2 separate regions of the Homo sapiens genome follow, and region 1 is linked to region 2. The links are chromatin loops, found by intact Hi-C in ENCODE. Cell type or tissue: dorsolateral prefrontal cortex. All regions are shown on one strand.

Region 1 (4,000 bases), 200 kb before region 2:
GTGGATGTGCCTGTTCTGGACACTTCATATCAGTGGAATGATACAGTGTATGGCGGTTTGTGATAGGTTTCCTTCATTTAGCATAAGGTTTTCAAGGTTTATCTACATTGTAGCATGTATCAGGATGGCATTCTCTTTTATGGCTAAAACAGATTTTACTATAAGGATATGCCATATTTTGTTTACCCTTTCGTTAGTCGATGGACATTTGGGTTTCACTTTTTGGCTGTGATAAATAATGTTGCAATGAACATTCACGTACAAGTTGTGTGGACGTGTTTTTCATTTCTCTCGGGTATAACCTAGGAGTGGGATTGCTGGGTCAAAGCGGCTGTACCTTCCCACCAGCAGTGAATGAAGGTTCCAGTTATTCTACCATGTCCTCACCAAACACTTGTTATTGTCTGTCTTTTTTTTATTGTAGCCATCGAGTGGATGTGAAGTGGCACCTTCACGTTTGCAAATCAGTGGTTTCAATTTGCATTTCCCTGATGGTTGATGGTGTTGAGTATCTTTTCATTCTACAAATGGCTTACTGGCCATTTGTAGATCTTCAAAGGGTGTCTTTTCAAATCTTCTGTCCATTGCTTAATTTGTTTAGTTGTCTTTTTTATTGTTGAGTTGTATGAGTTCTTTGTGTATTGTGGATACTAGACCCGTATCAGAGATACGTGATTTGCATACCTTTTCTACCATTCTGCAAGTTTCTTTTCATTTTCTCGATGGTGTCCTTGAGGCATACCTGTTTTTAATTCTGATGAAGTTGAATTCATCTATTTTTTCTTTTGTCATGTACTTTTGGCATCATATCTAAGTTTGTCTTTAAAGCAGTGTTTCTGTTAATTTTAGGCTTCAAAATGATTTGATGTTAGAGCTGAGATGCTGTCGGCTTCAGCCCAGAGGTTTTGGGGGTTGTTGGTTGGAGAGTTGTTCATTCCCTCTCTGGACTTAGCACTGCATTGTGTGTTTCCCCACCTGAAATTACTTAGGGCTATGTCCGTCTGCCTACTGGCATCATAGGCACTCAGAAGATACCCGCTGAATGGATGGATGATGGGATGATGACTTCCTGTTTGGGTCTCAGCTCCCTACCTTACACGTGGCTCTCATTCTTTGCCTTTATGTTTCTCTCTCCTTTTCACCCATCCTTCTCTTCTCTGAGTGTGTGTATGTGTACTTTTCTCCCTCATTCCTTCCTTCCTCCTTTCCCTGTCTCTCTCTGTCTTTGGCTTTGTCTCTTTCTCTTGGAATCTGTCTCTGTCCTGCCCTTATTCTGTCCCTCTGTGTCTTTTTTTTCATTTTTCTTTAACTTTTTCTTCTAAGCTGTTGACCTTATCAGATGAACTTTGCAGTCAGTTGGAAACAGGCTCACTTGCTCACTCTTTCTTTCCTTTCTCTCTCTGTCCCTGGTGTTCAGTAAGTTTAGAGAAGAAATGCACAAACTATTGAGTTCCCCTTCACCAACGTGCCCCAGAGTTGGCAGAAGTCAGAGACCAGCTGGCACCAGGCATCCCGCAGTGCTCGTGTTTTCAGCTTGCTGTGTATGAGGCTGTCCCCTGGGCCTGCGGTACTTAATTTGAAATTTGGTTAGGAAGCGGCAGTGATCCATTTTCACATTTGGAGGTACATATTTGGCATGTCAGATGGGAGCAGTACAGACAGATTTTTTTTTGTGCACTACTGCTTGAGTTTGTCAGGAGTTTTATTATGGAAATCACTATTTCTGCCTTTCCATTTTCCCAAGTTACTTTCCTATATTGATATATTTTCACCTGCCTAACATTGGCATATTTTTCAGGGTTCTTGCTTTACGATTCAGTAGCAAGACTCAAAATAACACAGAGGAAAGAAGTGAAAAAACCTCTGGGTAAAAAAAAGACTTGCATCCACATTTTTTTTATTGAAAGGAAACTTCATCAGTGTTTTGAACAGAAAACTTAAACACAATAAAGGTGGATGAAAACATGGGTTGTAAATTGTGTGTGTGTGTGTGTGTGTGTGTATGTGTATGTGTGTGTGTGCTTGGAGTGTAGATTCTGACATAAAAATCACAGTTCTTTTGGCAGTGTATAGAAACCTTAGGAAACTGAATGGTAACAGGTAAAGATTCAGAAATGAATAGCAACTTAGGGATTACTGGAAAAGTACAATTTTCTGTTTCTGTAGGACTTCTTTCTGCTAGGGTAGGGGACGGAATAAATGTTATTTAAAACTCTCTGTTTCCTTCCTGTCCTCTCTGTCTCATATATGCTGCTCCTGGTTGCATAGATAGCCCAGAACTGCTTTACGTACTTATTTCCCAATACTATGGGCTTTGATTTTATATCTGTTTTCCCACATCAATCTGACATAAATCTCATCAAATACCCATCCACTGTTGCCCCAACAGTTAATACATCATCTGGTTGAACCAAAAGATCAAACTGGAGAAGGGAATGCGGTCACTGTTAGTCTTCTAGTGTCTATTTTCAAAGCCTTCATTTGAAGACCCATGGGGAGTCTGAGGAGGGCATGGGGCAGGGGAGAAGCCAGGGGTCTTGACCCTTCTGTTGAGGGTGACCTCTTTTTGTACTTTCATTTCTCGCTATTCTTCTTCTTGTACTTTATACCACAGCAATGCTGAACTACTTGGGATTAAGCAAGGCTATTATTTACTGCAATGGTTGGTGCCTAGAAGCCCTTTTCCCACTACGTCTTCTCTGTTGCATGACTTTCCGCATCCCTGAAGACTTAGTTCGAGGTGTCACCTACTCTGGAAAGACTCTGTGGGTCCATTGAATGCTATTCTTCCTCCTGTCATGCTGACTGCTGTCACTACCGCCATCTGTCCCACTGTGTTGGAAAACCAGCCACAGGCTACCACTGATTGAAGACTCCCTATGTGCCAGGTACCACAGTGAACACTTTGAGATGCTGGCGTTCCTCTTTCGCATCTCCCTTGGCCCTGTGCTGACATTAGTCTGAGCACTCGTCACATGCTTCGGTGATCAAGCATTTGGTCATCCGTCCTCCCCTAGTGGATTCTGAGTTGCTTGGAGGAAATGCTTTGTACCTTCTTCCTGCCTTGGGAACTGTGCTTGACACGTGGTGAAGGTCAGCAAGTCGGTGCTGCATGAATGGATGGAGAAAGCCGGGTGGGGAGTAAAGGCACTGGGCAGCATGAGGGCTTTCCTGGAACTTGAAGGTTGGTGCAGGCTTGGACCTCCGGCTGGCTGGGTCATTCTTATAGAATATCTTGGGAAACTGACTCTCAGTCTCACAGTAACTTCTCAGGAATGTGTTGGCTGTTTGCAGCAGTTGTACCTGGGGGCAGGCAGATGCCGTGCCCCAGTCTCCAGAGTAGGCAGGTGGGACGTAGGACAGGAGGGTGCGAAGCTCTGTCCACCCCCGACTCCTCACCCCCACCAGCATAAAACAGAAAAAGGGAGTTTCTGAAGCCCAGCGGTGTTTCCTCTCATGCACAGCGAGAATCACAAAGTGTGTCCACTGAAGGGCCTTTGGGGAGGTGGGGAGCTGTGCCTCTGTCTGGGAGTGGGCAGTTTCCCCTGCTTTATGCGCTTATCTCTAAGCCTCCCAGATTTTGCAATTAAGGACATTTCACGTTTTTCGTGTCTCTCTGACCATCATGTTGCTGTTCTGTTGTGACAGCCATGCCCCTGGATAGGATTTAGATGGGGCCTGGCCGGGTGCAGTGGCTCACGCCTGTAATCCCAGCACTTTGGGAGGCTGAGGTGGGTGGATCACCTGAGGTCAGGAGTTTGAGACCAGACTGGGCAACATGGTGAAACCCCCGTCTCTACTAAAAATACAAAAATTACTGGGAAGTGGTGGCAGGTGCCTGTAATCCCAGCACTTTGGGAGGCTGAGGTGGATGGATCACCTGAGGTCAGGAGTTTGAGACCAGACTGGGCAACTTGGTGAAACCCCCGTCTCTACTAAAAATACAAAAATTAGTGGGAAGTGGTGGCAGGTGCCTGTAATCCCAGCTACTTGGGAGGCT
Region 2 (4,000 bases):
TTAACACAGACCAGCATTGAGGCTGCGCCTTGCTGGGTGCCAGGTAGAGGCAGTGAGGCTGCCTGGTCTGTGGTGGCAAGGATAGCCAGACTCACAGACTTTCAGAACTTCAGCTCAGAGGTAAGAGCTTGTTGTTGAAGAAATGACCATAATCATGAATGAACAGTCAGAAAGCCCAGGGACTTTTGAGCACATTAAAATCAGAAGAGGTCACATTTGAACTGAGATCTGATGACTGAGTTGGAGCTAACCAGGTGTAGGGGTGGAAGGAACGTTCTAGACTCAGGGAAGGTTCTGGGCTGAGGGCCTGGGATGGACAGGAGCCGGGCCTGTTGGAAGAACTGGAAGATCTACCTGGCTGCAGAGAGGGAAACACAGCAGGGAAGGGGGAGAATGATGTAAGGTGAGGGTAGAGAGGAAGGCACCGGACAGGATTGTCCACCTGCCATGTAGACCATTGTCTTCCATCGTGGTTGCACATGGCAGCCCGGGCTTCCAAGGCAGGGCTCAGAGCACGTGAGAAGGAAGGCTTCCCTTCCCCAGCCTCCCTCATCAGTGAAGCCAGTCTTTCCCAGAGGCCCTCCACCTGCTCTTGTCCTGGTTGCAGGGGCACCTGAGAAAGTGTCATTTGCCAGCCTTGCAATGGGAAGCAGCCTCTGTAGGCAGGGAAGAGAGCTGAGAGACGGCTAGTGGGCCAGCAGCTGCATGTCTACCATGACCTGGTGACAAGATAGTGACACCTAAGAGCCACTGGAAGTCACCAGAGAGGCCAGCGGGGAGTAGTGGGTCCTGATTTTCCGGTGTGGAGTCAGGGCTTGGCTTCTGAGTTAGCCACTATATTAGTTTGTTTTTACACTTGTGATAAAGACATACCAGAGACCGGGCAATTTACAAAAGAGGTTGAATGGACTCACAGTTCCCATGACTGGGGAGGCCTCACAATCATGGCGGAAGGTGAAAGTCCCATCTCACATGGTGGCAGACAAGAGAATGAGAGCCAAGCGAAAGGGGTTTCCCCTCATAAAAGCATCAGATCTCGTGAGACTCATTCACTACCACGAGAACAGTATAGGGGAAATTACCCCCATGATTCAGTTATTTCCCACTGGGTCCCTCCCACAACATGAAGGAGTTATGGCAGCTACAATTCAAGATGAGATTGGGGTGGGGACACAGCTAAACCATACCAGTCACATACTAGCCATGTGACCTTGGTACACTTACTTTGCCTCTCTGAGACTCAGTTTCCCACTTTTCTGCTAGGGCAGTAGTACACCTTCACCCCTGCAGTGGGGGAAGAGCACTAACATGCTTGGTGCAGGGTGGGTGCTCCCCAGATGCCAAGTGGTATTTTCCTGGCTCTCCCTGAGTATCTGGTGGGGTTCAGCTGGCTGGCCAAACCGTCCAGCTGGTGTGTGGGTGCAGGGGACGTGGGGATGCAGCCCAACTCTGCCTCCTGGAATTGCGTGGCCTTGGGCCAGCCTCGCCTCTTAGAGTCTCATGTATAAAATGGGAATGTCACCCACCCCACCGGATTGACTCGAGACTGAAAGAAGCTGTGCTCGCAAAGGGCATAAATTGGAACACGGCCCAGAGCAGGAGTCAGCACCTGTCACATCCTCCCTCCCCTTGCCTTGAGCTTCAGCCTTCTCTCTTTCTCCTGTCCTTAAAAACAAAAGAAAAGAGATATTCACAAACCATAAAACTCACCTTTTCAAAGTGTACGATTCAGTCACTTTTTAGGATATTCACAAGATTACGCAACCATCACCACTCTAATTCCAGAAGGTTTTCATCACCCTGGAGAAACTCTGTGGCTGTTAGCAGGCAGTCTCCATCACCCCCACAACCCTTCCCCTCCTAGCCCTTGGAAGCCAGTAATCGACTTTCTTTTCTTTTTTAAGTTTTATTTGAAGTTCAGGAGTACAAGTGCAGGTTTGTTACGTAGGTGAACTTGTGCCATGGGGGTTAGCTGTACACATTATTTCTTCACTCAGGTATTAAGCCGAGTCCTCATTAGTTATTTTTCCTGATCCTCTCCCTCCTCCCACCCTCCACCCACCAGAAGGCCCCAGTGTGTGGTGTTTCCCTCTGTGTCACGTGTTCTCATCCTTTAGCTCCCACTTCTAAGTGAGAACATGCAATACTTGATTTTCTGTTTCTGTGTTAGTTTGATAAGGATAATGGCCTCTACCCCCATCCATGTCCCTGCAAAGGACATGATCTCGTTCTGTTTTTGGCTGCATAGTATTCCATGGTGTATATGTACCACGTTTTCTTTAACCAGCGTATCATCGATGGGCATTGAGGTGGATTCCACGTCTTTGCTATTGTGAATAGTACTGCAGTGAATATGTGCTAAGCATGTGTCTTTATAATAGAATGATTTATATTTTTCTCTGCAGATTTTTCTCTAGATCTGCCTTTTGTGACTTAGAATCGTAGAAATCATACAATACGTGGCCTTCTATGCTTGGCTTCTTTCACTTAGCGTAATATCCTCAAGTTTCATCTGTGTTGTAGCATGCATCGCTACTTCATTCCTTTTTTTTTTTTTTTTTTTTGTGATGGAGTTTCTGTCGCCCAGGCTAGAGTGCAGTGGCGCTATCTCGGCTCACTGCAAGCTCCGCCTCCTGGGTTCCCGCCATTCTCCTGACTCAGCCTCCCGAGTAGTTGGGACTACAGGCGCCTGCCACTGCACCCGGCTGATTTTTTTTTATTTTTGGTAGAGACGGGGTTTCACTGTGTTAGTCAGGATGGTACCAATCTCCTGACCTTGTGATCCACCCACCTCGGCCTCCCAAAGTGCTGGGATTACATGTGTGAGCCACCACGCCTGGCCTACTTCATTCCTTTTAATGGCTGAATAATATTTCATTGTTTGGGTAGATCACATTTTTCTTATCCATTCATCTCCTGATGGCCATTTGGGTTGTTCCCCATTTATGGCTGTTACGAATTATGTAGCTATGAACATTCCTATACTAGTCTCTGTGTGAACGTTTGTCTTCAGTTCTCCCGTTTTGTGGTTGTCCTTCCATTTTGATAGTGTCCTTTGAAGCACAAAAGTTTTTAATGTCGGTAAAGTCCAATTTATCTGTTTTTTCTTTTGTTGCTTGTGCTTCTGATATCATGTCTAAGAATCCTTTGCCTACTTGAGGACACACAGATTTAGCCCTGTGTTTTCTTCTGAGAGTTTTATAGTTTCAACTCTTAAATTTAGTTATTTGATCCATTTTGACTTTTGTTTTGTTTTGTTTTGAGTTAGATTCTCACTCTGTCACCCAGGCTGGCGTGCAGTGGCGTGATCTCAGATCCCTGCAACCTCCGCCTCCTGGATTCAGGCTATTCTCCTGTCTCAGCCTCCCAAGTAGCTGGAATTAAAGACACCTGCCATTATGCCTGGCTAATTTTTGTAGAGATGGGGCTTCACCTTGTTGGCCAGGCTGGTCTTGAACTCCTGACCTCAGGTGATCTGGCCACCTCAGCCTCCCAAAGTGCTGGGATTACAGGTGTGAGCCACCACGCCTGGCTTTGACTTAATTTTTATATATGGTATGAGGTAAGGATCCAGCTTCATTTTATTGTGGATACCCAGTTGTCCCAGCACAGTTTGTTTAAAAAAAAAACTGTTCTTTCCTCACTGAATGATCTTGGCACTCTTGTCAAAAACAAGTTGACTATAGATGAATGGGTTTGTTTCTGGACTCTTGACTCTGTCCCTTGCATCTCTATGCCTGTCCTTCTGACAGTGTCACTCAGTCTTGATTACTCTGGCTTATTAGGACGTCTTGGAATCAGGAAGTGTCTATTCACTCTCCTAACCCTGTTTCTTCTTTTCTCTCTTCTTCCCTTCTCTCCTTTTATCTTTTGTGCAATCTTTAGGGCAAGAGATTACAAGTGTTTGTTGTAAAGGGCCAGATAGTAAATATTTTATGTCTTTGTAGGCCGTGCAGCCTCCATCTCAGATGCAACTCTGTTCTTACAGAGTCAAGGCAGC

Evidence for each region. Hi-C counts contacts between places; a loop is a spot of excess contacts. Peaks named below come from ENCODE experiments on the same cell type or tissue, not always from the same donor. Only the 100,000 strongest peaks of a DNase experiment are listed, where the experiment ranks them.
Region 1: it touches region 2 in a loop (2.7-fold over the local background); 1 of 110 quality-filtered maps calls a loop at or near these places.

Annotation. Positions count from the first base shown.
Region 1 is chr16:12,233,809-12,237,808 of GRCh38, forward strand. All of the region lies in intron 14 of SNX29 (sorting nexin 29), which reads left to right. Among named protein-coding and RNA genes, the nearest start is that of SNX29-AS2, 140 kb to the right of the region's middle. In dorsolateral prefrontal cortex, no CTCF peak of the experiment used is centred here; a DNase peak (open chromatin) is centred at 1,523; H3K27ac peaks cover 705 bases.
Region 2 is chr16:12,438,546-12,442,545 of GRCh38, forward strand. All of the region lies in intron 18 of SNX29 (sorting nexin 29), which reads left to right. Among named protein-coding and RNA genes, the nearest start is that of SNX29-AS2, 68 kb to the left of the region's middle. RefSeq lists an enhancer at 211-712. In dorsolateral prefrontal cortex, no CTCF peak of the experiment used is centred here; a DNase peak (open chromatin) is centred at 1,502.